Linked DNA regions of Mus musculus: all the other regions are linked to region 4. Evidence: chromatin loops called from intact Hi-C (ENCODE). Cell type or tissue: left cerebral cortex. All regions are shown on one strand. Links, peaks and the distances in the headings refer to the core of each region. The heading gives the core; the rest is flanking DNA. Region 1 has its middle 46 kb from the start of Tlr5. Region 2 overlaps Susd4 (sushi domain containing 4). Region 3 holds the start of Gm46248 (a long non-coding RNA gene). Region 4 overlaps Tlr5 (toll-like receptor 5). Region 5 overlaps Susd4 (sushi domain containing 4).

What was found. A loop is a pair of places that touch in the nucleus more often than their neighbours do. Peaks named below come from ENCODE experiments on the same cell type or tissue, not always from the same donor. Only the 100,000 strongest peaks of a DNase experiment are listed, where the experiment ranks them.
Region 1: a loop joins it to region 4, with 2.4 times the contacts of the local background. A loop is called at or near these places in 7 of 42 quality-filtered maps.
Region 2: a loop joins it to region 4, with 4 times the contacts of the local background. A loop is called at or near these places in 6 of 42 quality-filtered maps.
Region 3: it touches region 4 in a loop (4-fold over the local background); 18 of 42 quality-filtered maps call a loop at or near these places.
Region 5: a loop joins it to region 4, with 5 times the contacts of the local background. A loop is called at or near these places in 14 of 42 quality-filtered maps.

What each region holds. Positions count from the first base shown.
Region 1 is chr1:182,905,102-182,911,490 of GRCm38, forward strand. No RefSeq gene overlaps it. Among named protein-coding and RNA genes, the nearest start is that of Tlr5, 46 kb to the right of the region's middle. In left cerebral cortex, for the core only: no CTCF peak of the experiment used is centred there; DNase peaks (open chromatin) are centred at 2,595, 3,448, 3,995, 4,236 and 1 more place; H3K27ac peaks cover 1,672 bases.
Region 2 is chr1:182,789,557-182,795,945 of GRCm38, forward strand. The region is part of intron 2 of Susd4 (sushi domain containing 4); the gene reads left to right. Among named protein-coding and RNA genes, the nearest start is that of Susd4, 29 kb to the left of the region's middle. In left cerebral cortex, for the core only: a CTCF peak has its summit at 3,086 (motif pointing left); DNase peaks (open chromatin) are centred at 3,421 and 4,824; H3K27ac peaks cover 3,219 bases.
Region 3 is chr1:182,556,506-182,562,894 of GRCm38, forward strand. Gm46248 (a long non-coding RNA gene) reads left to right here and starts at 4,421. Exons shown (of 4, transcript XR_001779884.1): 1 at 4,421-4,960; 2 at 5,282-5,515. In left cerebral cortex, for the core only: a CTCF peak has its summit at 3,991 (motif pointing right); DNase peaks (open chromatin) are centred at 1,960, 4,040, 4,429 and 5,568.
Region 4 is chr1:182,957,303-182,963,691 of GRCm38, forward strand. All of the region lies in intron 1 of Tlr5 (toll-like receptor 5), which reads left to right. Among named protein-coding and RNA genes, the nearest start is that of Tlr5, 5.7 kb to the left of the region's middle. In left cerebral cortex, for the core only: a CTCF peak has its summit at 3,011 (motif pointing left); a DNase peak (open chromatin) is centred at 2,956; H3K4me3 peaks cover 886 bases; H3K27ac peaks cover 499 bases.
Region 5 is chr1:182,865,978-182,872,366 of GRCm38, forward strand. All of the region lies in intron 5 of Susd4 (sushi domain containing 4), which reads left to right. Among named protein-coding and RNA genes, the nearest start is that of Tlr5, 86 kb to the right of the region's middle. In left cerebral cortex, for the core only: a CTCF peak has its summit at 2,618 (motif pointing right); DNase peaks (open chromatin) are centred at 2,101, 2,599 and 3,113.

The sequences.
Region 1 (6,389 bases), core at 799-4,798, 53 kb before region 4:
AGGCCGAGCACATACAGACCATAACAAACACTTTGACAGTCAGGTGAGGTTGACAGAGTCTTTCTCAGAACAGCATTCTTAAATGCATATGATAAAACAAAGCCAAACGAGCTCTGGTGAAGCCCTATTGTGACAACGCTTTCAAAAATTAATACATAGCATGATATTGCTTGCTGTGAGTAATATTAAACGACAGGGTCTGCTGTGAGTCTAACCACAGTAACTTCGAGGCAGTGACAAGCCATAGAAGTAATGGTCTATCTACAGGCACCTCCCTGTGATGTAAAAGCATTCATAGTTCACTCAGGTGACCGAGTCACAGTCACAGCTGCATGGTGATGGAAATGCCAAATTCAGCTAGAAGTTAGTGGCGGCATGCAAGTAGTTCTCATCTGAGTCCATGCTACCATGAGTTCTGGGTGACTGAAAGCTTAACTCTGCATCCTAGATTCCTAGGCACCCATCCATATCCCAGTGGCTCTGTTTCCCCTCCCTTCCCCTCTTGCCTTCTCCCCTCCCCTCTCCTCCCCTCCTCTCCCCTCCCCTCCCCTCCCCTCCCTTCCCTTCCCCTCCCCTCCTTTCCCCTCTCTTGTGGTGTGAGGTCAGGATTGCAAGGAGACTGTACAGGATCATATGAGCTATTCTTGCTCCAGACTGTTCTCTGACAATCAGCTATGGCCAAATGAAAACTCATAGGCTTCTTTTGGAATGGTGCCTGATGCATTGTGGGTCACATCAGCATGGTAGAACGTAGCTAATGTCATCATTCTTAAGGTCAGAGATGAAAACTATTTTTAGCAAGACACTAAGCAGTTGACATCACAATGACATGCAGTGGCTGGTCTGTGTCTGTCCCACCGGCCGGTTCTCTACTCAAGAGTCTTTTCTTAGATTAATACACATAGAATTGTCCACATAGAAATATTTTGAGGTTGTTTGCCTCCAAAGCTACAAGGTTTACACAAGTGTGCCTTGTGCTTCCTTGTAGGCAGGGCCAGTTCTCAGCCATCAACAGCTGTGTTTCCTACAGTCCCAAAACAACCCAAAGCTGTATTATTGCCCTGTGTCTGGAATGATTTGGTTTCCTGAGTGGGTTCAGAAACTTTTTCTGACCCTCTCAACTCCCCCTTCACCCTCTCAGGCTCTCCATGTGGATACAGCAACATTGTTACCTACAATCGAGCCCAAACCAAACCTGTGTCAAATATGTTCACAGATGGTTCTAACCCTTACTAAACAAAACATTGCTGAAAAGGACAAACCTCACCCAGAGCTGACTTCCTGGTAAAGAAGCCAGCCCCAAGGTCTCAGGGTCTGGACCTCTCTCCCACATCTCTCTCTCTCTCTCTCTCTCTCTCTCTCTCTCTCTCTCTCTCTGTGTGTGTGTGTGTGTGTGTGTGTGTGTGTATTAGTTTTTTTCTATTATTATAACAAAACACCCTTTGGGAAGGGTTTGGTATGGCTCATGGTTTAAGATGCTACACTGTTTGGGGTGAGAGAGAAGGCATAATAACAGGCTCACGAGGTAGCTGGCCACGTTGTGGCCACCGTCAGGCAGTAGAAAGCAGAAACATTGGCACTCAGCTAATTTTCTCCTTTGGTTCAGCATAGGGCCCTAACCCACTGTGTGGTACCACGCACATTCTGAGTGGGTCTGCCACATTCGGCTAAACAACCTCATAGATACAGGCAGGGATACATTTCCATGGTGATTTTCAATCCCATCAAGCTGACAATGAAGATTAACCACCAGGATGTTTAATCCTCAGCAGGATATGGGCCTGGAGGAGGTAATTACTTCATCAGGGTGAGGTCTTATGAATCCGTGAAGCCCAGAGAGTTCTTACACTCTCTGACCACCATGTGAGGACAAACAGGAAGTTGCATGTTTGTAACCTAGACAAGAACCGTCATCAGAAGCTGTGGTGTTGGTGACCTGACTTGAGGGTTCCAGGTAAAATAAATGCTTATTGCCTGTAAGGAGCCTGGGAAATGGCCACTGAGCAGCCACTGAACTGAAAGAGATAGCGCAAGACTCCCCTCTGTTGCAAACACCCCATGGATACTCTAAGAAATAGTGAGGAGAGAGGCCTCTGAGACCTCCCAGCTCACAGCTCACGGCCTCACACTCAGCAGAGGACCCTCTCTGTCCCTGTGCGTTGTTTGGTGCACGGGCAGAAGGCCACAGCAATCCCTGTTGGATCACAGTGCACTGTCACAGCTGAAGTTACCTGTCACTGCCCTGCAGGACCCCAAGACTGAGGTTGTGTCCCTTTCCTGGGGTTGAGCACACCCACCAAACCTCTAAATACAGGAGCTTGCCCAGCCCAGTCTGAGGCTACCATGACCTCAGGTCTCATGGCTGCACTTCCTTTATCCTAGAATGAGAGGTAGGCAGAGGCGAGCACCAGCTGATTTACACATATGCCTGAGCTGAAGTAGCTGCTTGGGTCTGGGCTATGAGCCACTCCAAGGGACACCGTGTCTGCCCAGGAGACTGAGCACCAAAATACAAGATGGTGCAGACACAGCATTACCAACACCAAGTGGGAAAGCTGGAAGAGGCACATTTTCAAGTTACTAATAAGCTCACTGTGCACACCAGAAAGATGGAGTTATCTTTTAATCCTCTCTGTAGTAAATGATGATGAGAAATTACCATCCTATGAAGACATCAAAAAGCGTGCAGCCAATGCTTGTAGGATGAAAGTATTACAGATGAGTGGCAACCAACGATCCATAATAATTTATAAACTGTGTTGTTGGTTTTGCTGGGGTCTTACGACTGTGTAGTTCGCTTTCCGAAATGTGTAATTGGTTATGATTCCACATGCTGAATAAATATTAACTTTGTACTTATTTTGCATGCTTTTCCTTAAAACAAATTCCTCAACCCACCCACCCCCACCTCCTTGCCCCACCCCCTCTCCTTGCCCGCTCACAAGGCTCTGAGATCACCCTGCCCAAGCCTCATGGAGAGGATGGTGGAAAGACAGATGCCTTCCGGTTCTGTTTCTTTCTAGGTCTCCACAGAAAACCTGAAGCATCTCCTATAGGCAAAGAGGGATGCAGAGGCTCTGTAGGCAGCCTGCACCCAAGAAAAGGGAGCAAGCTACTCCTGCCTGCAGGGCTGCCCATCAGAAAAGCCACTGGAAATAGAGCCAATTCAATGTGCCCTGGAAGTTATGCTGGGAGGAGGATAAGGGTGTGGGGGTGGGGGGGGGGGGAAGAGGGGGGAGAAAGAAAAACTGAAGGAGGTGGCCTTGTGAGATAGAGAGGGTGCTGTCAGAAGGGAGCCCTCCCCCTCCTACCTCCAGGCTCACCAGCAGATTGGTGACTGCACAGTGGACAGACGCACACACCCAGCTCGTCCTCCCCCTGCGCACGTGCTATCCTTCTGGTCACCCTTCCCCTCCCCAGTTCCCATCTGATCTCCCGAGAAGCTCTGGTCTGTATGACTCATGCTGAGGAGTTTGGTTCTCTGCCAGGTCCCTCCCTCCCTCGCTCCTTGCCTCAGCCACGCGTCAGAGCTGCTTCTCTGAATGCTGACAGCTGCTGGAAAGAGCAGCTGACCTTTCCAGGGGCTTCTGTGAGAAGGTCAGAAGGTCGCAGAGTCCAGCCTGCCTGGCTCTACTGATTTCCCTTCTCCCTGATGTCGCAGGCCAGTGAGATCAGCTGCTTCTGAAGGAGTTAGGGATAAGAATGGCCCAGAAAGTCTTGAAGATGGATGGCTCTCACGCAGGCTCGGCTCCCTGAGCCTAGGTTTCCCCATCTGTATGTTAAGGCATGAACAGAAGAAGGCTCCCAAAGTCCTTTCTGGCTCTGACCTTCTTCACTCTCCATTCATTCAATATCTACAGAAGACCCAGTCTAACCACCAGGGAATGACACCACCCAGGGAACTAAAGACGGTTTCTGAGCCTCTGGGGGTCTCCATGTTGCTGGATCAATGAGATCTGAAAGCTGAGGGAGACCATGCGGAAACAAGAGAGGCAAACTTACAGAAACTCTCACACGTGGGCACAGCAAGCCCACACCCCGTCCTGGCTTAACCAGGAAGTCAGGCATGAGGTGAAGACAGTAGAGTAGCCATGCTGGGTCCTTTCTGTGCCCTGAGGCCACAGCATTGCAGGCTGACATCAAGATCTAACTGGCCTCAGAGGCCTCTGGTTGAAGAATTAATAGAATCAGGCTGACTGGACAGGAGAGGGGCCAGACTAACAACTGGTAAGACTGGATGAGCTTCCACTAGCTCACACTGAGTGCTCAGGCTGCTTGGCCAGGCCATGCTAGCCTGCTCTGGCTGCTTCCCTTTAAGAGTAAAACCTCCTAGCAGGCTGCCCTATAGAAATAGCCTTACAAACTCCCTCAGATGGCCTCTCTCCTCAGAGTCTCTCACCTTCACCATTAAAGGGATGTGGCCCATCTCCTTCACACAGCAGGGACATTCTCCCCCTCTTCTCCATATTCCATACCTTACCCAAGCTCTGGGGTCTTCAAATGTCCCTGCCCCTGGGACTCCCTGGACATTACACATGTGTTTCTTCAGCCTGGGACCCTCTGGCCTCTTTTTTTCTTTTGCTAGGATATGTCTGTTCAGTCTTCAGTTTTTCGTTCAGGCATCACAGGTCGCCTTCTTGTATCTGCTTAAGATGATGCAGTCACTAGGGAAACCAGGGCTGTGGTTCCTCAAAAACAAACAGCACAGGATCTGCAATCTGGCTACCAGGCACAAGCCCAGAGGAACTGGACCTTGAAGAGACGTTTGCACAACTATATTCACAGCAGCACAACGCACGACAGCTCCAAAATGAAGCCAGCAGGTACCTGTCAAGGGAGGAATGACAAGGTTTACACAATGGAATATTATCTAGCTGTGGAAAGGAAGAATAGCCCGGTGCTTCCTACAGCATGGTTAAATATAATACAAAGTTAAACCAGAAAAGCATTGGGCTAAGTAAAATAAACCTGTAAGGAGAAAGGCAAATGTTAGTCCAGGTACCTGAATACCTGGAGTAATCACTACACAGAGACAGTCTTCCTGGGATGGGGATGAGGGAACTGGGGAGTTCGAGCTTAATGTGGTGGGTTTGATTCTGTAAGATGAAGGAGGGGGCTGAAGATGGATGGTGGTGGGGTTATTTGATGCCATTGGACTATGAGATTAAAGATGGCTGGGATGGTAAGTTGAACTACATAAATGCTACCACAATTTAAAAGTACTTCTAAAAATGTAACAGTCTATGCTAGTCACTCCTACTGTAAACGGCCCCTGGTGTTGTTGTCCTGAGTCTCTGCCTATGGGTGTTAGCATCAGGGAAATGAGAACCTTCTAGTATGGGTCTGAAATGTCCCCAGAGGCCCACATATTAAAGGCTTTGTCACTGGGTCATGGTACTATCAGAAGGTGTCAGAACCTTTGGAGAAGAAGGAGCCTAGTGAGAGGAAGTTAGGTCATTTGGAATGTGCCCTCTAGGTAGATAATGGAAAATTCTGAATTCTTTCTCCCTCTCCTTCCTGATGGGGACAGTCCTCCTCTGTCACACGCTCCCAGCGTGATGCATCAGCACAGGTCCAAAAAGCGGGACCTAGCTCTAAACCCATGCACTAAAGTAGACCTTTCTTTATTGTTAAGTTGATTTTCAGGTATCTTGTAATGAAAAACTTGTGGACTTGAGAGAACAACACAAAATCTGCCTTCCTCCCTGTGGGCCTGGGTAGAGGGGGGTAGAGGGTGAGCATCTTCCTGAGCCTTTCTTTCTAGCTGATAACAAACAAGGGAAGGAGGAGACATGCCTGGGTAGAAATACATAGCCCAGCCCTACATCCTTATAGCTGCCTTTGCAGGACAGATAGGAAGTTCAGGCCATGCTTCCACATTCCTCCTTTGTAATGGCTTGCTGTGTGTTCCCAGGCCCAACATCCAACAGCCCCCACTTTTCAGAGCAACACGGTGGCTCAGCCACATGGGTATTAGTCATGCAGGCTCTGTAGGCCTTGGGTTCCTGAATGTAAGTTCTCCAATGAAGGAAGAGTACCTATATACCTTTTCTGGAAGAGACAAACTAGTGTGAAATTCTTGTCAGTCCCAAAGCACCCTCTAAGACAATTCACACAAACACTTGCTATTTTTGGCACATTCCCAGAAGATCATGGCCATGTGTTCATTTGTATAAAATGGACAGCATTAGTCTAACATGGTAGAAGTGAAAGCTTCCACTGCCTTCCAGCAGTTTCTAGTCAAGAGGGGAGGGGGAGAATATAGTACAGTTGTGTTACTAAGTGCTCAAGGCCCCTCGGGGAACACTTGGTCCTGAGAAGTCTCTAATCAAACTCTGTGACAGAAGAATGCTTGCTCCTCAGACTCTGGGCATCCACTGTAGTCCTCA
Region 2 (6,389 bases), core at 1,268-5,267, 170 kb before region 4:
TCTTTCACTTACTTGAGAACCTCCCTTGAGATAAGGGCCCCCATTTCCAGCCCTCTGGCAGCCCTCTCCTCTTCCTTCCCTAGCTCTGACTTACCTCACACAGTGTATATGCCCCACGCATAAGACCGTAAGACTGGTCTTTGCTGTTGAGGCTTTAGCCAGCTCACATTCTCTGTCTTACTGGGCAGGTCCTGTTTTAAGGAGTCTAGTTTACACACTTGGGGGTGATGTTTTTGAAGGTGGGCGACATGGACCTTGGAGGTGGTTGGACAGAGATTCTCCCGTGCAGTTGGCTGTGCTCCCATTCTTAGGGTGAGAATCAAACCAGGGGCGTGGAGAAGGGTCAGGGAGAGCATGTGGAAGGAAAGCCACTGAGGTTCTCGCAGCGGTCACACTTGGACGTGATGTTAGAGAGGAAATTTCACCCCACCCCATTCCATGACTGAGTGTGTACTTATTGTTGAATGTTTTAGAAAATATCTGGTGAAAACAAAATTAAGAAAATAAATCTGCTAAAATGTGATTTTTTTAAATATTTTTGTACACATTTTTTTTCTCCCTAAAGTTGTACAGTCGTATTATGTTGAAACCCGGTTTTGCCACTTAACAATATGTCATGGTTTTGTTATCATATTAGAATTTATCTATTATAACAAACAACACTTAAACTTGTGGAGAAAACGTCGATTTTACGATACTCTATTTAACCACTGTGCTGTACATGTCGTGGCTCGCAAAACCAGAGTTAGTTTATCCAGTAAGGGAGACAAGCGGCTTGCTAAACACAAAGATAAATGTGCACTTACAGACTTCAAGTGCCAAGGAGGAAAACTACCCGGTGCTGAATATGTCTATTAGAAAAGAGGGGGGTCTGCATTTGGAGAGCACTCAAGGGCTTCAGGTAGTGTTGATAGATTGAAGCTGGGGAAGATCAAGGAGGGGGGTGTTCCTCGTGGAGAGAGCAGCCTGTGCATGGATCCTATCCTAGGAGATAGCCTAGCCTGTTTGTGAACCTGAAGGCAGGCTGGTGTCGCTGGAGCACAGGGAGCCGGTATGTGTTTCTTGGCTCCTTTGCTTTGTCAAAATTTTTCTTAAAAAATAAATGGGTGTGTGTTCATGTGTGTGTATGTTTTCATGTGTTGTATGTTCATGTGTGTGTGTGTGTGTGTGTGTGTTCAGTATGTGTTCCTGTGTGGGTGTGTATGGCTTGTGTTCATGTGTGTGTGTGTGTTCATGTATGTGTTCATGTGTGGATGTGTCTGACTGTGTGTTCACTAGCCTGGCTGTGTGTGTGTTCATCCGTGTATATGTTCATGTGTGTATGTGTGTGTTCATGTGCATGTTCATGTGTGTGTTCATGTGTGTGTGTTCATGTTTGTGTGTTCATGTGTGTGTGTTTATGTGTGGGTGTATATGGCTGTGTGTTCACAAGCATGCGTGTGTATTTATATGTGTTCATGTGTATATGTATTTGTTCCTGTGTATGTGTTCATTGTTTGTATGTGTGTATTAATGTGTGTGTATGTGTGTGTATATGTGTGTGTTCCTGTGTGTGTATGTATTCATTGTTTGTATGTGTGTATGTGTGTGTTAATGTGTATGTATGTGTGTGTTCATGTGTGTTCCAGTGTGTGTATGTGTTCATTGTTTGTATGTTTGTATGTGTGTGTTAATGTGTATGTATGTGTGTGTTCATGTGTGTGTCCATGTGTGTGTGTGATTGCTCCTGTGTTCACAGTAGCCGGAAGAGGGCATCAGATCCCTTAGCACTAGCGTAACAGGCGTTCATGGGAAATCCAGCCCATTCTGGGCGTCCTGAGATCCGAACTCAGGTCCTCATAACTGATCAGCAAGCACGGCTGACAGCCGAGCCCCTTGTCAATTCTCCTGCTGATGCTTTCCCTCGTACCTCACAAGAGCTGACTTCAGACACCCAGCCCCGCGAGCCCTACACTACATCATGTTCTTGCGGTTCCCATCTGTCTGTAGCCATGTGAATTCAAGTTCTGCCGTCATTATCTCCATGTCGTCCCTGCCATTTGGTGGCATGCCTTGGCAGTTTGCTGCCAACTCAAGGTTAATTAAATATCCACCTGTAGTTTTTACTCTTAGTTATATCTAGATGTGTAGTCAATCCGGGAGTTCGTGTGTGTATGCTGGGAGAAAATGGAGAATTTTATTGTTATCTAAATGATTGGCTGGTTGTAGAAACAGTATTTATCGAATAGTCTATCCTTTCTCCACCGTTTTGAAATACGACCTTCCTAACACACTGACACTGTGTAGATATTTGGGTCGGCTTCTGAACCTTCTATTATACACCATCGATTTGATGTCTCCTCCATTTCGGGCATCTTCCTGTTTTACTCCCATACCCTTTAAAATCTGATAGAGCAAATCCCCGCTCATTACTCTTAATTTTTTTTCAACGTGTTTTCAGTCCCAGGAAATTATTCTTCTGGATAAATTTTAGAATCATTTAGTTAATTTTGCAGATTAATTTGGGGACAAATGACATCTATTCGATACTAGCATCCTCAGAAAAATGGCAAAGCTCTCCATTGTGTTAAACCTCCTCTCTGGTTATTGGGTAGAAAGGACATTTTTAAAGAAAGCAACAGCCTTGAAGACAACACCGTTTCATCCAGAAAATGCCTCGACCCAGAGAACATGGCCAGAGGGAGAACCAGCCTGGACGTTAGGTCGCTGAGGTCCCTCTGTGGTCTGGGTGTGGTCTCTCTGAGGCTTCGGTCCACTGGGCAGACCTTAGCTGTGACTCTGGAGAGCTGTGCAAGGTTAGGAGTTTGATGTACAAAGCTCATCTGTGCTGGGTACCCTCCTCTGGATTTGGCGTGGGCCACATTCACTCCCAACACGATCAGCAGCATCCTAGAATATTTTTCTATGCGACCTGAAGGCCCTGGAAAGAAATTTAACTTTGCTAAGAGAAGTGTACTGATGCCAGCGTCGAAGGGAAGGGGTGGGGGCGGGGCGGGGGCGGGTCAGATTGCTGAAAATGCTCTGAGGTCCTGCCCTTACCGAATTGAGAGCGCCACCTGCAGGCAACACTTCGCGTGTAGTCCTTCATTGCTGTGCCCCAAGCAAGGGGGCGAGACATTCTAGTTTTAAAGTCAGCCTGGACCTGTGAATGTTTCAGTGCCTTGTCTGTAGGTCAGGGCCTCCGGGCTTGTTTGCATCTTCTGTTCTGCATGGGGAGTTTGATAGGAGCTGACTGCCTGCTACCTCCCACCCAGCTGGGAGGCACATCTGGAAGAGGGACGAGAGGGGCGGTGGGATGCTTAGGGTTCTGCGGCAGCTGCCTTGCTTCTCCTGTAGCCTGGGCTGGCAAGATCAGCTCAGCTTTGCTATTTTTAAACTGTCCGCTATGCTCTGGTGGAGGCTGCCTGCACCTCATGCTGAATCATGATCCAGCCTGCTAATTGCAGCAGCGCCTGTGGCCTGCCAAGTACCCAGACAGGCATCTGGTTCTGCTTTTTGGGTTCCTGCAATAGGACAGACAGAATGACAGACACTCCTAGAGGCAGTGGTACCAGGCAGGCCCAGTGAGTACTTCTGTGGTACTCCTTACCTTTGGGTTTAATAACGAAATTTATAGACACAACACCAAACAGCACCAGAGTGTTATAACTCACGTGTTAAAATGAGGGGCTTTAGGACTCTGTGTATTAAATATACATACTTCAGTCATCAAAGTCGCTTTCATTCCTTCTCTTAGAGCAGGTAGCAGCCACAAGCAGACCATATTAACAAGAATATGGGTATCACACACAGGTTGTTGTATGAGGTCGACTGTCCTTTCTTAGAAACCAGTTTTGCCAGGGCCATTGTTATATTTCTAAAGCAATGGGGAATGAAGAATTGTTCCTCCAGGGGGCTGGCAACCTGGTGTTCTTTCTCACCGGGTGCCTCTTAGCGCGTTCCCTCCCTAATGTCCCTAGCTGTGAGGTCATGGGACTAAGAAGGGCCACATGTGTGCTCCTCCTCTGAGGACTGAACCCTTAAGCCTCATCTTCTTCCTGGAACCTCGTAGAGCCAGTGTGTGCATCAGGCTTGATGCTGTGACACGTGGACAGAAGCCACCTCTATACTCCTAGGCACCTAAAGGACTGAGTGTTGACAACCCTTGCTTACCTTTGACAATGGTGTGGCTCTCAAGAGACATATTCCCATCTCTTTTTAAAAGAAAAGGTGGCTGGGTTTTTAACCAAAGCTGCTCTGTAAGTGTTCGTTTGGGTCTGCCCTTTGAGGAGAGACCTCGCCTGCTCAGGCATTACCAGGTCCGGTCCCTTTGACCCATCAAAGTGTCAGAGAAACCAAAGCCTGGATTTCTATCTTCTGAGAGTCAGGACACAAGAGCTGGACAGCACTGAGGGAAGAAATGACAAAGAGCTGTGGCTCCCTGGTTCTCAGGCAAAGGGATGTATTGCCTCTTGAAATTATTAGGTCTGTTCTTAAGGTATAGATCAGCCCGAATTGCTTCTGCACAAGCCAGGTAATCTTCCAGGATTTGGCTGCATGTAGTCAACTACAGAGAAGGCAATTTGAGCAAGATGATGGTGGTACTGTCCTTTGTACAAACTCTTGTAGGGGAGAGTTAAAAAAGACGGCTTCAAGGACAGCTGTCAGAGGGGGGCTGGTGGACTGAAAGTCTCAGTTCTGTTAACTGAACAGATTGCCATTTTCCTCCCTCAGGACTGCTGGGGATGTCCTTAAGACGAGTGGGGACAGTTATAGCGGGCGGGCCTTGGGGCTGGCCCAATTTTGGAATGCAGTGGTACAGGCTTCTGCGTCTTGCAAGGGCTCTGATGCACCATCCACAGGGCGTGTTCAACCCATGGTGCCTGACTCCCCAGCAATCTTGAGAGGCTTTCTACAGACTCCTTGGCTGAGTCACCGTCGACTCTGAAGGCAGGCTGCGGAATGGAGGAGTTCCAGATTTGATAGCTGTGAGGTCCTAGCGAGTAGCTGGTGTGGTGGCCTGCTATCTCGAATATCACTTCAGCTCTGGAAGGGATCAAGCCATAGAAAGACCACAGAGATTTCAGGACATGACAGGCTGGAGGGAAGATGGTCGGTTGGGATGATGATATCCTCTGTCCCATTTGATCGATGCCCTATTTGTACCCAGCCCCTCTCCTCCCTGAACCCTCTTTTGATCCTGGCTTTCTACTCTTTCCCCTCCCCAGAGATTCCTGGAGAGACCGTTCTCATTTAGCGTCTTTCCTCATCTCCGACTTGACTGCTCAGCCCACAGCAATCTGGTACCACCCCCACCACGCCACTGAAATTATCCTGGTAAATGTCGCCTCTGAAGACGTGTGAACAGCAGATCTGTGTGTGGTGGGTCTTGTGAGCTCTTTTCTGTCTCAGGCTTAGCAGGAGTTGACTTCTAGCCCTCTCTCTGCCATGATGCTTGGATAAAACTCTCTTCTGCCCTTTCTTTCGCTAACCATCCCTACTCTTCCCTCAGAGGCCTACACTCTATTCTGTCTTAGTCCACCTCAGTGTCCTGTGTGACCTCATCTACGCTGTTTTCCACCACTCCTAGAGTTAACTGTTTTCTCCTTCAAATTTCTTCCTGGCTCTGACAAGAAATTGATGCTGCCTGTGATGGTTTGAATATACTTGGCCCAGAGAGCGGCACTATTAGGAGGTGTGGCCTTGTTGGAGTAGATGTGGCCTTGGAGGAAGTATGTCACAGTGCGGGTGGAGGAAGAAAGTTTCCTCCTAGACCCCCGAGGTGCCAGACTTTTCCTGACTGCAGTTGGATCAAAATATAGAACTCTCAGCTAAGTGTCTCTGGCTGGGCACTGCCATTGTTCCTGCCATGATGATAATGGACTGAACCTCTGATGCATAAGCCAGCCCCAATTAAATGTTACCATATAAGAGTCGCTTTGGTCACGGTGTCTTTTCATACCAATGAAACCTTAATTAAGACACTGCCTGTGGACACATTCACTATGTTGTCTGCCCCACCCCCACCCCCTGGTCCCCTACCAAATCTCAGCTTGTCTAGATGAAGTTTATACTCTTTCTTCCAATTGCTTCTCCCTGCATTTTCCCCATCTCGGAGATACGTGGTGGTCTACCTCAACCTTAGCAGCTCTCCACCAATCGCGGCTGTTCACCTCCTCTTCCTCTCTCCTCTCCACCAATCACGGCCGTTCACCTCCTCTTCCTCTCTCTGCATATCACCAAGTCCTCCCGTGTCCTCATCCAGGCTCTCCATCAGTTGCTCCTGGACCACTGGACACACCCCTTATTTTTTTTTAACCTGTCAGTAGCATCCCTCCAACCCATTCTCCTTCCTGCAAATGGAATTGTTGCTATTGTTCATATATGCCCCACCCCTCAACTTCCTGTGT
Region 3 (6,389 bases), core at 1,617-5,616, 400 kb before region 4:
AGCTGCAGCCCCCTGAAAGTCACTCCAGGCCAGAGCCACCCCTAAATTCATTCTTCTCAGAAACTGTGGGGTAATAAATGTTTGCTGTTCTAGACCATTAAGCTCGGGATAATTGGTTAGTAGTAATAGATAAATCATACACATGTGGATTGGCCTCATATTAAATTAATGCTCTCCGACTCAAATGCTCCCAGATGCTGCCTTCTATAATTATGCATCTTGCTCTTTCTCTTAGGCTCAGCCTCCCCGCTCCGCCCCCCCCCCCTTTTCGTGCTTTCCTAATGGCCTGAATACCTATTTTCCAAGAGAAAATCAAACCAATTGGAGCTCCCAGGCTCTGTGCTCCCACCTCCCTCCCCACTGGATCTGCTGTGTCATACCTGAGGCCTGCTGCACTCCTGAAAGAGGCCAGCCTCTCCCTTACGCTCTAGGTATATTCTCGACTGGCTTCTTCTAGGGTCTCCCTTCTGGAATCCACCCCTCACCTCCCCTAGACATTTTAGGAGGAAAGGTCGCTAACCTGTATATCCAATTTGCTACTTGCAGGTCAAATGCCAGGAGGATTCAGAGTCAACCATTGGATGAGTAATATCAGGGGCCCAAGGGGTCCTGGCCATGATTTTACCCTGAAAAAATCTGCCTGGAGGGACAGTGAGCAAGAGACAGTGAATACACACCCTGATTTCATTAAACTTTATTGTGAATAGAAAAGCAGAGGCCAGATGTGGTGGTTCACATCGGGAACTCTAGCACTTGGATGGCCGAGGCTAGAGGATTATCTACATTTCAAAGTTGATAATTCAGCCTTAGCCACACAGTCTGGATTAGCCCAGTCTGGACAACAAAGTAAAGACTGTTTTATAAAGCTAAATAGAGAGGTGGTGGTGGTGGTGGTGATGGTGGTGATGATGATGGTGGTGATGGTGGTGGTGGTGGAGGAGGAGGAGGTGGTGGTGGTGATGGTGGTGATGGTAGTGATGGTGGTGGTGATGATGAGGGTGGTGATGGTGGTGGAGGTGGAGGAGGAAGAGGAGGAGGAGGAGGTGGTGGTGGTGGTGGTGTGGTGGTGGTGGTGGTGGTGTGGTGGTGGTGGTGGTGGTGGAATGATTCAGGTATGTCTGTGACCACTTGGCATCAGGGACTAAAAGCAAGGAAGTGTGTCAGTGAGGTGCCCAGCAAGAACAACCTCCAAGTCCATGTCTTCTGCCTGAGACTGCATGGGGAGTCTGTGGAGGGCTTGGGATAGTGAAGAACCCCAGCTTCTGTCTCTATGACCTTTTCTAAAACTATAAGAGCTCCCAGTGTGTGCCACTGCTTTCCTAGTGAGCAGTTTCTTTTCAGAGGAAATGCCTGCATCTTCCCCCTTTCCCTAGACCGTGACCTCTGAGCTGCCCCAGTGTGTGGGATGTGAGGTCAGGCTAGTGGGGTCAGGATGATCATCATGCAGAGAGACATTGGAAGCACTCCCTGCTTGTCTCTGCTTACAGTCTACTCTGCTTCTGACCCCAGATCTGGGCTTCTCCCTCACACTGACCAGTTTCTGCAGGCCCTCTGAGGTCAAAGTTCAGACCTACAAGACTGCCCACTTATTAGAGCTCAATGCTAATGTTGCGTATCCACTGTGCCCACTCCTGTTCAACTTGATCAAATCTAAGACATATATATATTTTTTTTTTGAGAGAGAAGGTCTTGTCTTGCTATATAGCACAGGCTAGATTCAAACTCTAGGTCCTCTGCTTTAGTCTCCCAAGCAGTGAGTTATATTACATTAAGTGTGCTGCTGTCCCCTGTACCACTTAGTCACAAGGAAGGGTTCCTAAGACATCCATTTCTCTGATTTGAATAGCTCATCTTATTTGAATCAGAGTAGGTGTACTTACTGAAATACCAGTTTAGTATCGAAAAATACAACTCCTATGTGGCCATCTGGAAGGGATGCTGGGAGCGGGTGGAGGCTGACTGTGTGGGGAGGGGTGGAGCTTCCAAGCCCTCTGTAGATGTACCACCTCCTCTAGCATGCCACATGGCCCGAAGCCTGGAGGTTTTCCAACCACATCATAATATAACCAGGATGGAGAGTAACAATCTAGAACTTTCCTTCCTGGAGAATAGGCCTCTAAAGCACGCTCCTGGCTCCTAGTAGCCTTCTTGATTTTTATTTGTTTGTTTATTTTTTCCTTTCCTTTTCTTTTCTTTTCTTTTCTTTTCTTTTCTTTTCTTTTCTTTTCTTTTCTTTTCTTTTCTTTTCTTTTCTTTTCTTTTCTTTCCTTCCTTCCTTCCTTCCTTCCTTCCTTTCTTTCTTTCTTTCTTTCTTTCTTTCTTTCTTTCTTTCTTTCTTTTTTGTAACCACTCCTGATCCAGAAGCCCACCCAGAGACACTTTATTAAAAGCAAAGATGTTTTCCACCCAGGAAATTCCAAGGGATTTAGGAGCTCTGTGTTAGAAACTTGCATCAAAGACTTGTTATTAGCATAAAAGATGCTTCTGCTGCTCTTAATTGCTAGGGAAATCCCTGGGGTTTTAGGAACTCTGTGCCAAAAGAGAAGTGGGAGGAGGAGAGAGAGGAGAGAGAAGTCTACACACACACACACACACACACACACACACACACCACACACACCCCACACACACCACACACACTGGGTGGGGTGGAAAAGGACCATCACACACACACACACACACACACACACACACACACACACACACACTGGGTCGGGTGGAAAAGGACCATGGCCACATCTCCTCTTTGTCTTTATTCATCTGCTATCACCCATAGCCTTACAGAGAAGGCAGCTCAGGAACTAGTTTCTCCCTTGTCCAACCCTGCTGCTGCTATCCTATTTAGGTCTCGACTAGTTCCTCTTGCCTGGTTCCAGAAGTTGCCTTCTAACTATGAGAAAATGTCCTTGCCAGGTAAGAGCTATCCTGGTCCCTCCATATCTCTTCACCTTGCCCCTCCTCCACTGCACTGCAGTGCATTGCAGATCCACTCAGTGCCCAGTTCATAGTCTTCCTCACTGCATGCTGTGTGCAGGGTCTTCCTCAGTGGCATTGCTATCCTGCTTCCCACATCTCACGTGCTGGCTTCTCACCACCTTTCCCCCAAATCCTGGCCCTTAAGCCCTTTCACAACTGGAACCCCCTTCCCTGAATCCCTCTTGGTATTCATGGACCTCGTAGTCCATCACTCTGCTTTGATCTCCACCCTTCTCGCCATGGTTTGACAGGGGCAGGCTGTATTCATTTGTCCTTTTGCTCCTCTGCTCATCTGTGGCCCCTGCCCTCCTGGTGCCACCATGGATGGTCTTGCGCGCGCTCGACTTGACCAGCAAGAACGACGCTGCAACAGGATCCTTCTGCACACGTTTATTGGGAGAGCTTGATTGCAGAGGCGAAAAGACTTTTTGCCCAGAGCTGGTGCTGCTTTTATAGGCCTAGGAGAGGCGTGTCTCATACCCTGATTGGTTATGCACTAAGCCTCATTTGCATGTTCCTCATCTGATTGGCTACTCTCTCTCAGTACCTCACTGAGCCTCATTATCATACCTCATTTGCATGTCTCACATCCGATTGGTTATACTCTCAGTACCTTACAGAACCTCATTATCATGCCTGGGCCAGGCAGTGTTTTTGCAAAAAACTTTACTGCATATGTACACATTGGTTGTTTGTCCAATCTTATGCATGGTGGCCAGCAGTAGTCAGTGCCACTCAGCAACGGCACATGTGGCTTCCCACAGGATGGCGCATTCCATCTCGTCCTGTTATTCAGATGCCTTGGAAACTGTAGGTATTAGTGGCGAGAAGATAGCAAGATTTCAGATCAGAAGACTTGACCTTGAATATGCTACCGGAGTGACCTTGGAGGAGTCTGACCGTGGCCTTGCTGTCACCCTGACCATTCAATGTAAAAGCCCTGTGTGGATCCAGCTTATTCCACTGAGGGGGTTTAACCACCCTCTCTTCAGTCAAGCTGGTTCAGCTGGACCTGCATTGGCCACTGGAGGGCAATCTTAGCCAGCTTCCCAACTGGCTTGATTTGGTCCCTTCTTGCCAGAGATGAGGGCCTGAGGTATGACCCCAAGGTTCCACGAGTGATGTCACAGACTTGCTGAGGAATATACCCCAATACTGTCACTTGGTCAGCTTTCTCTTTTCTTTCGTGTAGCTAGAGAAGGTTCTGCACACAGCCCAGTACTCTGTAGCATAACAAGCCAGTTGATGTCCTGGGGAAGCCAGCCTTGTACTCATTACTGCAAGTCTTCCCTTACATCATATTTCCCTCCCTCCCTCCCTCCCTCCCTCCCTCCCTTCCTTCCTCCCTCCCTCCTCCTCCTTTGTCCTTCTGTCCTCCCCACAGCTCCACCCTCATTATTATGCCATCTAGTCTGGTGTCAGATTCACTCTGTAACTCAGGCTGCTGAGTGCTGACATTCCAGGCATGAGTCACAATACTCAGCTCCGTTTAGATTCTGTGTTGAGATATAATAGTGCACACAACATGAGGATCATTGTTTTTAGCCATACATTTAAAGGGTGAGTTTTAGTTGTACAGCCATCACCCCTAGCTAAGACCATCACTACAAAAAGAAGTTGTGTACCTAGAAGCAGTCAGTCCTAACCTCCCATCTTCCCAGCTCCTGGCAGTCACTTCCCATCTCTACAGCTTCGCCAGTTTTGAAAGTCTCATGTAACTAACTGGACATGATGGTTAATCTTGATGTCAACTTGACTGGATTGAGGAGTTCCTAAGAGAAGAATAAAGCATTCTGGGTGTGTGAAGGCATTTTCAGAGACTGCTAAGTGTGGTGGTGTTGGGGGAACTTCCCTTGAATATAGATGGCACCACATTTAGAAGGCTTGGAGGCCAGAAAATGGGATGGACCTTCTAGAAGTCAGCCAATCGTGTTCTGGGGCTGCCGTGATGTGAGCTGCTCCGCTCTGTCACACCCTCCCTGCGGTAAGGATGCAAACTGTGGATGGAACTTGATTGTTAGATGTCTCATTACAGTGACTTGGAGAGTGCCATGCCTTTGTTGATTAGCTTCATTTAATTTGCGTAAAGTTTCAGCATCCACTCTTGGGGGATGGAATTTGGGGCCTTGCTCATGTCAGGGGAATGGTGTACTGCGAGCTACCCCCATCTCTTGCTGAGTCCTCTGGGCTAGCCTTGAGCTCACCATCTTCCTGCCTTTGCCTCCCAAGTACTGAGTTCCCAGGTGTATGACATCACACCTAAGTGCTGCATTCATTTTTATGACTAAGTGCTATTCCCTTCTAGGTTCCCCGGGATGTGCTACATTTGGTCTGCTCACCCATGGATTGGTGTGTGCTTGTTTCTCCCCTGTGTCACGAGGGACTCTTCATGCACATGGTGTGAATGGACCTCTACTTGTTATTCTCTAACGGTGGAGTGCTGCTGGGAGCTGCCATGAAACTCCACGGTCTGGCATTTTGCAGAACTGCCAGACTGTTTCCCAAAACATCTGTACCGCTTTCCACTTCTGCCAGCCGCGTAAGAGCACCCCGAGATGCTCTAGGCACCGAGTCCGACTCTCGCTTCCCTTAGCATTCCAAACGTGGGAGGCTCAGGAGGCAAATCCACCAACTTTCACCCACCCATTTCCAGCATGATAGCTATGCAAGACAACAAGCTTTACAAATTTTAATTGCCTGAGAGGCATACTTGGGCCCTTGGGTGTAACCAAGGTGATCTATCTTTCTTGCTGAGGGGACACTACTGCCTGGCTCCCTGTAGCCAAGGAGGGTTTGCCTGTGGGTGAGGCTCAGGGGCCGGCTATTTGCCAAGAGGTGCTTTTATTAAGTAGGAGCTGCCAGGCAGGTGTCTGCACAGACTCCTTGCCTCTGTAATGGATCCCGAGGCTTCCTGGCAGGGAGCTGTCTCTGGCTCTTGCAGCTGTCTCAGGTTTAAAGTTGGGAAGACATCTGTCCAGATGGACAGAGACTGTGGGTACAGGTTGCTTCCTCTTTGGTGCCTGGCTGGATAACAGGTAGACATGTCGGCTCGAGAGGGGCTGCTGTGCCGGGCCTCCCTGAACCATTTACCTTTTTTTTTTTTTTTTTTTTTTTTCGTGACTGGGCAAATGAGGGCTCTATTTGCAGCGGCTCAGACCTGCCTGCCTGATGAGGAAGGGCTTCTTGGTATAGCATCTGGATCGGGAATGAGGCAATTTAGGAAGGGGTGGGGGGGGTGGTGGGAAGGAAGGATAGATGGCTAACCCCAGAGGAGCTCCCTCGTGGGGAAGTAGAATTACCAGCTGTGCAGCTTCTGTGCTTGGAAGAGGAAGGGCTTGCTCTTTTTTTTTTTTTTTTTTTTTTTGTCAGTCTGAGAGGGGGGCGGTGCTTCAGGGAAGCATAGGGAAGAAACA
Region 4 (6,389 bases), core at 1,168-5,167:
ACACCAGTTACTAGCACTGGTAATCCTGGGGAACGCGTAAGCAGGCACTCAGAGTCGCTTAGGACTGTCACTGTCCTAAGGCCTGAGAGTGGTGAATGGTGAGCCAGGATTCACACTCAGCGTGCCTGGCTAGAGATTCATATACTTAAAACCCCTTTGTTGTGACACTCCAGACAAGTGAGCTGGCCCCTCGCTGTAGGCTCATGTTCACATCCCTGACACCGTCATCCAGTGTCACCAGACCAGTTCTCTAGCTGGACTCATTTCAATGTGGTTTAGACACTCTCATAGTCAATGAGTAACTCAGAGGCCAATAAATACATGTGAGAGATACTGCAGGAGGCCCAGGCGCCTGAGCTGTGTCCCCTCTCATGTCCCCTTCATACCCACCCTGATTTAGAGAAAGGAACACCCAGAAGGGTTTGATGGTATCTCCGCACACGTGTAATAGAGGTGGCACCTAAAGCCACCACTGGTCCTGAGCTGCTGCCAGCACAGCTTTCTCAGAGGTATGACCCATCTCCATAGTGACAAAGCCACCTTTCCTTTCCTTTCTTGACCTGTAAAGCAAAAGAGAGTGTGAATCTCTCACATGGACATGCTCAGATGTGCAAGATTGCCACAACTCTCCTTTATTCTCCAGAAATCAGCTTACTGTGTGCTTGAGCTCTGGATCTTACCGGGCTGGGATTCACAGCAAACACCCCAGGATCGTCACAATTTCCAGATTTTATGCACTGCCAAGTCCTCGGGGACAAGGATAATCGGTATGTCCTGCTCAGTCATCTGATCACTCCGGTTACCCCTACGGGAGAGCCCTTAGGCTCGGTCTCCCTGACAGCCCCTTTCTGTTCTAGTGGCTTTAGCACTCTGCTACTTCATGGTACAAAACTAAAGTTCCTAGGTCCAAACCAAAGCCTCTCTTCTTCGGCCCTCTCTCTGTATCTACTGCCAAGCTGTCTTCTCCCTGAATTTCTCAACAAAGAGTCCGTGTCCTCACCTTAGAGGCCCTTCTTCGGAGCTGCAAGCTACTTCTGGGTATGGTTCTGTCACATGCCAGAGGGCAGTGGCTGGAGAAACTGTGTGAGAGGTGGTGTGGTGAGGCAAGGTGGAGATAGGAGGAAGGGAACAGCGAGTATTCTGGCCTCCTGTTACCAACCTACACGCTCTGAGAGTAAGTGTTGCTTAAAGCCAGGATCCATCCGTGTGACCCCAGTTCCATCACCAAGGACATTATTTTCCGCTGTTTTTAAGATCCCCTGCAACCAGCTTTCACGTGGAGATGGATATTCTGCTTGGAGAGGATCAGCTGTGGTCGGGGTGCTATCAGGTTCCCTTGGGTAACTTTAGAGTTTGCAGGCATGGGGACACACTTTCAGTTCAAGGTTGCCACTTGTACAGACGGAGCGACAGTTTGAACACACACCTTAACACCACTGTCAGCCCTGGATGGCTGTGTCCTGAATTGCAGAAACTGAGGACAAGAAAACCAAAACTTGTCCAGAATGCCCAGTTAGCAGCAGCAGGGGGATTCAAACACAGCACTGCTGGCTGTGACCTCACATACCATGGAGGTAATTGTCACCAGCAGACAAGAGCCTAGTCACTCGTACTGACTCTCTGAACCCAGTTTAGAATGGGACACACACACACCTCCATTGCCCTGCCCAGCAAACTCCACATGCATAAACCTCCCAGGGGGTGGGAGGGGTGGGGACTACGGGCTTCTGATTGGGTCCCTTCACCCAGCCCTTGCCTGTCTTCCAATGAAATCAGGGTTAGGGTCTTTCCTCCTCTGCACCTGGATTCTTGGGCCTGTCTTCTCCCAACTTTGGGGCTCAGCGTGGACCAGGAGTGTCTGTGCCAACCACAGAGCTAACTTGGTGTTATGGGCCTAAGAAGCTATCTCTATTTCAAATAGAGACTACAGATCCTCGCAGGGCTTAGTAGGGTTTCTGTTCCCTGTTCACACAGACCCCAATCCCAGTGGCTTCCAATTTACATCACTCTACAAAGGACTTCTGCTGCTCTTAGCAAATCGATTGCCTGTGTCATTACTTGCTTCAAGGCTTCCTTGGACTTCCCAGTTCGCTCTGCTCCAGCTCCCCGCCTCCCCCTCCCCCACACCCCCCTATCCCCGACCTGGCTGCTGCCCAGCTCTCCTGGCAGTTTACTTTGTCCGCCGCCGATACTCAAGGTTTAGCTGAGCTGCATTCCGGGAGGCTGTCAGAGCCTGCGGTGTTAATTTTCTAATTGAGAGCACCGTAGCCTAAACCTGGCGACAGACAGATCGGAGTGTTCGACTGCTCTGTGAGCTCCCTGTCCCCGAGGGATTTAAGTGCGCCTCGCCAGCCGCTAGTTTTGCATAATCATCCAGTTGAGATTATTTTATTTTGATCAGCTGTTGTAAAAAGTGCTCTAATGAGTCTATAATAAGCAGTCAGGAGGAGACCATTCGGAGCCTAAACCATTGGGATGCTGATACTGTTTTTACAGAGTATCGTTTTGTTTGTTGTTTGGGGGTGCCAGGGACCATTGCCTACAGGGCTCATTGTTATGTTATTTCTCATGGATGGTAAAGGAAATACCCTCCCATTCGAGAACCTGTTCCTTCTCTCTGCTTTCCCCTTCAGTGGCTTCTAAGGGTGTGCCTTGCTGGTGAGGCGTTGGTACATGAATGTTGGCTGTCTACTTAAGTAAGCAAAGCAAAGCTGGAGGATTACACACAGGTTTGGGTCCCAGTGCGGCTGGAGTACGGAAGTGGAAACGATTATCCATGCTATTTTATAGATGATTAAACTGAAACTCAAAGAACTCCAGCGCTTACCCAAGCTCACGCACCTGTTAAATGTGGAACTAGGATCGAATTGAGCCACTAGTTTGGTCGTCATCTAAATTTGGAAACGCACCCCATTAGGCAGGCAATCGGTGCTTCCCAGCGGAGCCCAGTCTAGCTTTCCTGCGAATGGCGGAGGACTCCTCCTCTGGTCTCTGCCCAGCGTGCGCCCCCTGCTGGTGACCAGGAGGACACCAGCAGGACCTGAGAAACTCGATCCCAAGCTCTCTGGCTTCCTTAGCTCAGATTAAACCATGGGGGCTCTTCCAGCTCTCCCTCGCGAGAAATCTCCAGCGAGAGGTGAGAGGATTTGGAGTGAATGCATTAGTATGGCCATAAGGCATTCACGGGAGAACGAGTTTGTGCCTCACAACCATGAGTATAAAAGCAGGAGTTGTGCCCATTAGAACGTGGTCAGCGGGTCAGCCCCATCACCTGGGTGCATGCTAGAAATGCAGTGGGGGAAAGCACTCACTGCCCGAGTGTGAGGACCTGAGTTCAAAACCCAGAACCTGTAACGCACAATCAGCAATCTCATTGAGATGGAAGAGACACGAGACTCCTCTGAAACGTGGGCGCCAGCTATCTCGGGGTCCAGAGTGGCAAACAGTGAAGACTCTCTGTCTCAAATAAGGTAGAAGAGGAATGGAATGATACCTGAAGTGACCCTCCGGCTTCCACGTGAAGCACGCACACATAGACAATTATTCTTAGTTGTTAAAAGCTCGTGCTGTCGGGTTTCCCCAAATGAGATGGATCAGCACCCCCAGTTCCAGGGAGTCCCCTGTGCACAGCATCCTTTGAGGCTCTGCATATGTCCGCCAGAATTTTAAGATCTGGTTGTATTTAAAGATCACAATGGCAACCTGACAGCTGTGCTTGCAGGTGGATTCAAGTTCCTGCTCTACAATTTACCAAGTATGAGATCTTACTCAAAGGCCCGACCTCACTAGGGACCTGTTTAATCATCTTCAAGATGATCTGATGCTAACCAAGTCAGTTCTTCAACCTTGAAGCCACTCCCTTGCATATTTGTGGCCCGTACTTTACACCCAGGCTCCTAACCCTGCCTTCATCATTCACTTAGCCCTGCGGCTTAGGAATGCCAAACCCTGTGGGGGTCTTCCCTTACTCCTTCCGTTCCCCACCCCACTCAACCCCACCCTGAGAAACTCACAAGGCCCTGAGTCAGCAAATTCTTGGTTCCTTGGAGTACAGAGACAGGGTAATTGTCTTGTCTAGGACCGGAATCTCAGAAACTCAATGTTCACAGGCAGGTGATGAAAAAGACTTCCAGGTCCCAGGGGGAGCATCCTCACCAGCAGAGTGATTTTATTTTCCTCTCTGGTACTGCAAAACAGAAAGGTTGCTCATCTGACTGAATGACTTAGACACCACCTTCTGCAGCGGAGGCTGGACCAGACGTTTCTCAGTCTCTTCAGCCCTCAAGTCTTACAGGTCTTGGTTTAGAAAAGCGTTTCAAACGTTTCAAACGTTTTGCTTCCAGGGAACATTCCATTTGGGGGTGGGGGGGTGGATGGGGAACACACACCTCTAATCCCAGCACCTAAGAGACAGAAAGACTTGGAGTTCAAAGCCAGCCTGGGCTGTACAGTGACACTCTGTCTCAGAAAGCCAAACATCAAGATGAATAGGATAGAGTATACTGACAGCTCCAGGATGAAATGCCACAGGGAAACTCGTTGCTTTTGTGTGCTAACTTTTCAGTTTTAATTTTTTAAAGCGCCAAAACACAGGAAGTCAAACAGGGAAGTAAAAATCATACGTCGTGGAAAACGACCAAGAGGAAAAGTGACACACACCCAGCAAGACGAACCTGTGTGCGATGGTTTCTGTTTATTCAGAAAGCAAGTGCTGATTCATTTTTTTAAAAAATGCCACCATGGCTGTGACGAGATTCCAGTGGTCACAGAAGTCCTTGGACAATGGTGGTCCACTGGTCCTAAAATGAACACTTCTTAGGTGCCTCTGGTGTTAGTATGGGAAGGCGGGTGCTCCTAGTGCAGCTCTGGCTTCAAACACTAAGGAGAAGGAATATTGCGGGGGCCTTAGAGTTGTGCTTGGAACGGTGAGGCATCAAGTATGAATAAAACCCGCTCCTTGCTGCAAGACTTCAGTCTAACAGGGAAGGCATGATATAATGAAAGGCTGCCATGAAGATGGAGCGAGCAGGTAAGGAAGAGGGGGGAGGGGTGAACGTGGCTGGAGGGAGGTGAGGACTGTTGGGGACAGCCTTTGAGGGAGGGTGGGATGGGGTAAGCCAAGGAAGCATATGTATGTGATATGTATATATGATATATATACATATATGAATGTATATATGATATATGTACATATATGAATGTACATATATCATATATACATACATACATATATGTGAATGTGTGTATACATATATACACATATATACACAAATATGTATATGTGTATATATGCACATAAACACACACACACATATATATATATGCTCAGAGCTTGGATAACCAGGCTAGGCAGAGAAACGAAGGATAAGGATGAGGGAAGGCCAGATTCTAAACATGGTAGTAAAGTCAGAAGGCAGGGCAGAGACAGTAGATAGTGTGGCGATTATTAAATTGGGATGGTTGCCTGCATTGAGTTTTTCCTCTATAAAATGACAGTTCAATCTGAAAGGTCCCCTCTAGGTAACTGTTCTAGAATGGGTTGTAATCTAAGATGGGGACCCTAGAGCCACCCTGCAGAGTTCTGGTTTGTTGGCCCGAGGACTCACTGAGGACTTTTCTAGTCAGAGCTGTCTCCCGGGAAGCTCCCTCCAGTCACCCAGTGAAGGATGCGTGCGTTGGGGTCACACACTGTCAGAGCAACAAGATAACTGAGCTAACTAATAAGGGGGGAGGTTGGAAGCAACCCGCCAAGTGACTATGGATTAAAGGGGCACACAGAAGAGGAAAATGCCCATCCCATAATACAAAGAAGCAGAGAGAGAAATAAGAGGGCCTGAGTCTCACTATCCACTTCAAGGGCACAACTACAGTACCTTAGCCTACTTCATTCCACCCCTCCCGGAAGCACCTGAAGCTGGTGACTAAGACTCAACACACGGGCCTTTGGGAATATTTAAAATCTGAAACACAGCTCGGTGGGAGATAGGCAGGGTGATCACTTTAGCCATCCTGATCAGAGGCAGAGAACTGAAGCAGGCAGCACTGGGACTACACAGTTAAATTGCCAAAGCAAAGATCTCAGCTGCGTTGATGCCGGGATCTTAGGGAATCTGTGATGACCTCATCCACTCCGTAAGACATGGAGGAGAGACCAAGGGGAAATTAAGGCTGCTCTGAACAAGCTGAGAAAAGTCTTTCCAAGGGACCCAGAGAAGCTCATAGATCCCCCAGGCGGTGGGCAGCCATCCCTGCAGGGCCAGGAAGAGAGAGGCAGGCCTGAGAGCAGGATGTGGATGAATTCATCCAGCCAGCAAATATTTACCACAAGTCAGAGAGAACAAAGCACAGCTGGCATCGGGAATTGAAATTCTAATTTGCAGAAAGGGGTA
Region 5 (6,389 bases), core at 1,086-5,085, 91 kb before region 4:
ACCGGAGTCTACAAGACCCAGAGAGAGAGACAAGTTAGTTAGTGAAGATCTCTGCTGCTCCGGGCCTCCCATAGCTGGCAGTGCTCTCAGTGGGACTCTGCTGCCTGCTCTGAGGCTGGGCAGAAGGGCTTCCAGAGTGAGACCGTCCTGGCTCTGAGAGAGCTGAGAGAAGAAGGCTGGTGAGTCCTTGCCGCTGGGTGGGTCATCTCCAGAGAGTGTGGTGAGCTTTTCCATTTGATGTTCCCCAAGAAGGAGCCTGTCTTTCTAGAGCACTGGTTCTCAACCTTCCTAAAGCTGTGGCCCTTTAATACAGTTCCTCATGTTTGATTCCCAACCATAAAAGTATCCCCATTGCTGCTTTATAACTGTGATTTTGCTACTGTTATGAATCATAGCATAAACATCTGTGGTTTCGGAGGGTCTCTGGGCATTGAGACCCACAGATGGAGAACCTCAACAGTAGAAGCTTTGTCTTATGATGATTTCAACAGTAGCTGCCCCCGTGTGGCCAAGGCTGTCTCGGCCTCATGCCTGTGAGTGAGGTAAAGCTGACCGCTCCTCAGAACCGCAATGCCCAGAGTGAGCCCCTGTGCCTGTCCAAGGCCCAGCTCACAGCGTAGGATGGAGATGTAATCGGTGACGGATCCAGTCACAGAGCAGGCTGCAGTGTGATTGCCTCAGAACCCACTAGTGCCCAGGAGACTTTTAGATCGGCATTCTTTCATAAGAAAAGGAAGAAAAATAGAAAACTGAAGAACTCTATTTGGCCAAATGTGAAATAACTTGAAAGGTTCCAATTTGAGATCAAACCTCAAAGCCAGCTTGGATGTGGAGGACTTTTTTTTTTTTTTTTTTGGTGGTGGTCTTTGTTCCCAAGTCAAAACACATTCAGGTATAAGAGGCAGCTGGCCTGGCAGGTGCTAGGCATGATGTCTCCCTCCTGGGATTCCTGCCTTCACCAGGAAGCACCTGAGGACTTCAAAGCGCAGGCAGCAGGGATCTGAAGTCTTCTGGCTAGAGGCGGCCTTTGTCTGCAACAGAGAACTCCTAGGAGACAGGCTGCCTCACCTCACAAACCCAGCGCCCACTCTCACGCTGGGAGGGGGGTAGGAGGTGAAGGGATTGGGAGGGGGGGGGAGAAGAGGATAGGCGGGCAACTGAGAGCACTGCAGTCCAGCCCCATCCCGAGAGAGTGGCTGTCAATCATGGCCCATGATGAACCCCACTGCTGCCAGGTCACCCCCTCAAGCCACAGGTAGGGTCCTCTGGCTCACAGGTGTGAGCTGCTTGCCGCCTTTCACCAACCAAGCGAGAGAGACTTGGAATCTCTCCCTTTTCTACCTGGTAGTCCAGATAACAAAGGTTGGGTTAGACCTGCAGCTTAATTCTCTAGAAAGTATTCTGCCTAGAACTCTGAAAGCAGAGGAAAGGCAAGACGAACACCACCCACCCATGGATCTGACCGTTATTTTTTTCCTGCGGTGTGAGGTATTGAACCTAGGGCCTTGGACATGCCTGGCAAGTGCTCTGGTATTGAGGTCTATCCATGGCACCTGGTTTTTTAAAGACTCTCCAGGCTGACCTGAAATTTACTGTCCCCTTGCTTCAGCCTCTAGAGTATTGAGATGACAGGCTTGGGCCACCATAGCCAGCCTCCTGATGGTCATTTTGAATTACGGATTACAGAAGACGAAGCTGGAGACATGACCAGTACATCTCCCATTCATTCTACCATGCCAGGCTCAAACACCTCCTCTGCGCGGATGAGCGGGAGCGTCGGAGCTGGCTTGGCTGTGCCCACTGAGGTCTCCACACACAGCTCCAGGCTCTGGCCCTACCAAGTTGCTTGGCATGGAGGAGGGCTCATGCTCCTTCCCCCACCCCTCCCCTCTGTACCAGCATTCTTGAGCATGAAGAAACAATATTCCTGTCACTGTCCTTAGAGCAGTCCCTTGCTGGAAGAGAGGTCCCCCCCCCACTTCTTCCCAGCCCTGACCCCAGATGTATTCTCATTCCCCAAACTGCCTTAGCTCTCTTGTCATGTTGAAGTTCCTCCTCCAAGCCCACACAGTAGGGCCTTGGATCACTTCCTGGTCTTAGTCATAAGCAGGTGTGACGTCAGCTGCAGAGAGCTCTCTGTCCTCCCCAAGCCTTGGATTAGATCTCAGCTAAAACCACTGGAGGCTACTCTGTCTGGACTCCAAGGAGAACAGAAAGGCATAAGAAACATGATGCTCCTGGAACCCAGGGCTTCTGACACCATACCCGTGACCCTCTCCGATCCAGAGGCCCCTTCCTGACAGCTACCGGAGACCACTCTGCCCAAGGAGACTGCCTCTGAGAGGTGTTGGTGGGGGTCAAGATTCCAGTTGGGGTGGCCAACCAGCTCAGTCACACAGTCAGCCCTGGTCCACTAGGAGCGACCGTCCATCCTGTCTGCTTGTGGAGGGCTATCTGAGAGACAGACATGCCCTTTGTCAACTTTCTTCAACCTTGAGTCAGTTCCAAGTAAGGTGTTCTTCTACAGAAAGGAAAGAGGCTGGGTGACTGGTGCCCCTTGGCCTTGGGTGCCACATGCAAGGAACACAGATTCAGAGACAGCCCTGCCCCAAGATGGCGCTCTTTCCCTGAACTTCCCATTGTCTCCCTTGGAGGGACTGCCTAGGCCGTGGTGTGACTTGCTCCTTCCCCGCCACTGTTCGTATAGCCTGGAATTTTAGTGTGCAAAAGACTTTTCTGCATGTGTGTGGTGGGGTGGAGAGGATGGGGCATATGATTGTCCCCAAGATGCACTGAGTGTCCCTCCGTACCATGGCGGGCACTGTGGGAGTTACTTCTCTCCCCCCCACCCCATCTGCTTCTCAGGTAAAGCCCCAGTACCACCCAGGGCTGTACTGAACGCATGAGGCACTGCTTATTAGAATTCAAGTCTTGTTCACCTCAGCTGTAGTGATAATAGCAGTGACCAAGCGGTCACCCGCCCCTCCCCCTCAGCTCCTCACCCTCTGAGTAGACCAGCTGGCGGGGTGGGGAGGCACAGTCTCCATTAGCCTCTCCTGGCCCTTTGGGCTCCCTGCAGACTCACCCGCTATCCCGGCCGCAGCTGGATACGATATAAAATTGAATCAGCAGAAAGCGAAGAAAAGAGCAGTCTCTGCCTTTTCCTCTCTCTTCTTTCTCCAGCGTAGCAGTGAGGCCTCTCTTTGCAGGATGTGCAAGGAGGCCTCCTGGCTTATGCTTGCCCCAAGTTCTCCCCTCCCCCACCACTGCGCGGGAGAGAGGGGTCGGGTAAAACATGATGAGGTGGCTTGGGATTACTGTCCTCCAGGCTCTTGCAAAAGCGGTTCCCCCATAGCTTTGTCCCAAGCTGGTCCTGTTCCAGCCAGCTCTGTTTGACATTTTTCACAGAGTGTGTTCCTACTGGGGGATGATTGGAAAGAAGAGTTGTGGTCAGGTTTCTTTATGTGCTGGCTTGCTTGTTGGTTTGTTTTGTCGTTTGTGCAACCCTGGTTGGTCTAGAAGTTGTTATGTAGCTGAAGCCAGCCCCAAACTTGCGGCAATCCTCCTGCCTCTGCCTCCAAAGCTGAGATTGCAGCTATGTGCCACCACACTTAGCCATAAAAATCTGGAAAATGTGCCCTTAGTTCTGCCTTCCTGAGAGTAGAGGAGTTGCTAGGATTGTAAAACTCCCTGCATCCTCTAGGGAATGGCTAATTTATAACCTCAGACAGGAACCTGGCTTACACCAGGCAAGGTCGTAGAGGTTTGGGGAGCTTATCATCAAAAATGAAGGGATTTTCACTTGCTTTGAAGACAAGTGTGTGTTTCCTAGGCCTGGGAGAGAGGAGATCTTGGGCTTGCTCCACCAGAGGGATTGGCTCTTGAAGTCCTGTCTGAAATACTCAGAGGTCAATTGTGAGTGCAGACGCAGTGCTCTGGTCTGGACACAATGCTAGTGGTTCTGTCCCCCTTTGGGTACTTTGTGCCCTCACAGTGAAATGCCTGTCACGGGCACTGTCTGCCTGACAGCCACCTTGCCAGTGACCCCGAGGAGGTATTGTCTTAGCAAGCAATCCTGTTACTGTATTGCTCGTAAGCAACCGTAAATTCTCCTAATGCTGTTTTCATGCGCTGCTGTACACGACAGCAGAGTGATTACAGAGAAGAGTGGCTTGCACGCCACACCAGCTCTCGGCACCACTGCCGTGCCTAACGTTTCCTTTCAACAGTGAGTTACTGCCAGTGATGACTTCCACCTCGCCAGCTACACAGGCTTGTGCTTCAAAGAAACTTGGTCCTAACATTGAGAACAATCTGTCCCTTCCTCCACCAGGACTCCACTTCCTCCCTCTCTTTCTCCTCCTCTTCCTCCACTGCCACCTCTACCCCTCCTCCTCTTCCTCTCCCTCCTTCACCTTCTCCTTCCTTTATTCTGCCTAAATTGAATTAAGAAACACTGATTTGTCTCTTTAAAACATACACACATTTTTAGAGCTGAAGAGAGGGCTCAATGGTTGCCTGTTCTCCAAAAGGTCTGTATTTCATTCCTAGCAGCTAAGAACTCTAGCTCTTTGTAACTCCAGTTCTGGGGCATCTTCTGGCCTCCCTGGGTACTGCATGCATGTGGTGCATAAACGTGCATGCACACATGCACCTCCCCCCAAAAATAGCCAGATTCCCCCCCCCCATTTTTCAGGAAGACCTAAGACTTCACTGGTGTTCATTTCTAGCCCATCTCATTAGTATCCCACCTCACAGATAGGCTCAGCTCTCCTTCCTCCTCCTCCTCCCACAGACTCACCATTCAGTGAATTTACCCCTTGGCAGGGCCTGCCTTGCCTCCTTTCTTTCTTTTACTCTTACTGGAAATGAGCCCACCAATGTCTATCTCTCCTGGACTTTGACAATGAAATGGTTCTTCTTTTTAAACTTCATTTAGGGTGCTACATCCACTCCAGTAGTGACAAGCATGACAGGCCCCATAAACCTGGGCACTGTCCCGAGGTGAAAAGTTCATGGAAACTTAGTCTCCTGGAACCATGGCATCCTGTATAAAGAATGCTCCAATGTCCTTGCTTTACTTGGTAAATGGATCTGTGTGCTTTCCCTTAATATTGCTTTATTATAAGTGCCTTTATTTGACATATAGCTAAATTAGATTCTAGGCAGTCCTTGAGCCAACCCTGGGCATGGACAGCTAAGTCACTGCCCTACGCAGGAATTTACCATTATCTAGGAAGAAGGAAGTTTGTGATCTAAGGAGGAACCAGAGTAGATACTTAGAACTATAGATAGCTGAGTTACACTCATACACAGGTATTTAGGCCTAGGGGGAAGGTGGACTATATAATAGACTAGAATAGGAACTATGGCAAGGGCATGAAGGAACCATTTCCTGCATCTGCCCCCAAACAGGTTCCCCAGGACAAGGGGCCTGCCTGGTGAGAGTGGCTTCTAAGTTTAAGTTGACCTTAAGGTGGGGTTGTTTTTGATCCCAGTTGTTAACATTGAATTTTATCCCAGTTGGTTCCTGCCAGTCCTTCTGTGTTTACATTCCTCTGTTTTATGTAAGAATCCGGTAACCTCATTGTACCTTGACAGTGTATCACCTAACTTCCCTATTTTCTTCTGTATAAAAAGTTTGATGCTCGATTTGACAAATCACATTCAGATCCAGCACACTCTTTCATGTCTGTGTCTGTCTGTCAATCCCCGCCGACTCTATGCCCATCTGTCCGAACCCCTGATTCCCACGGATTGAGGGGGGCCGACTGGGCCCAGTCCATGGCATTAGGGGGGAAATTTCAACTGAGACCAAAGGAGCAGGACAGGTGATTCTTCTTCCACAGAGAGACCCCAAAGGAAAATCACTCCCCTACCAGGCCAGAGTCTGCCTCCCCACAGACCCAGTCCATCCACTCTCACCTGGCAGGCCGCTTGTCCTGGGGAACCTGTTTGGGGGCAGATGCAGGAAATGGTTCCTTTACTGGGTCCAGGGTCCTCACCAACTATGTCCCTGCTATGGCCTGCAGTCCTTCCCATTGCCCCACAGCTGAGCAAGAACAAAGGTTCTGGAAGGCGTAGCATCAGCTTCCTGGAAGAAGCAGAGAGAATCACCAACCGTGGCCAGTGCTTTGAGCTCCTCAGGAGAGGGGCGGCTTCATTATGCTTGGGATATAGCTGGCCCCTGCAAGTGGGAAATCCTCCATCTTTGCCCTTAAGCCCTAGGATCTCCTCCACCCCTGTGCCAGGCAGGATTTATTTCCCCTTTCCTCTCTGGGAAGTAGGATGGCCTGTATTTCATAGTAATAAAACCTCTTGCAATCAGGTACAACACAGAGAGTAGTAAATCCCCCACATGCATCACATTGGGGCCGTGCCAGCCTGGC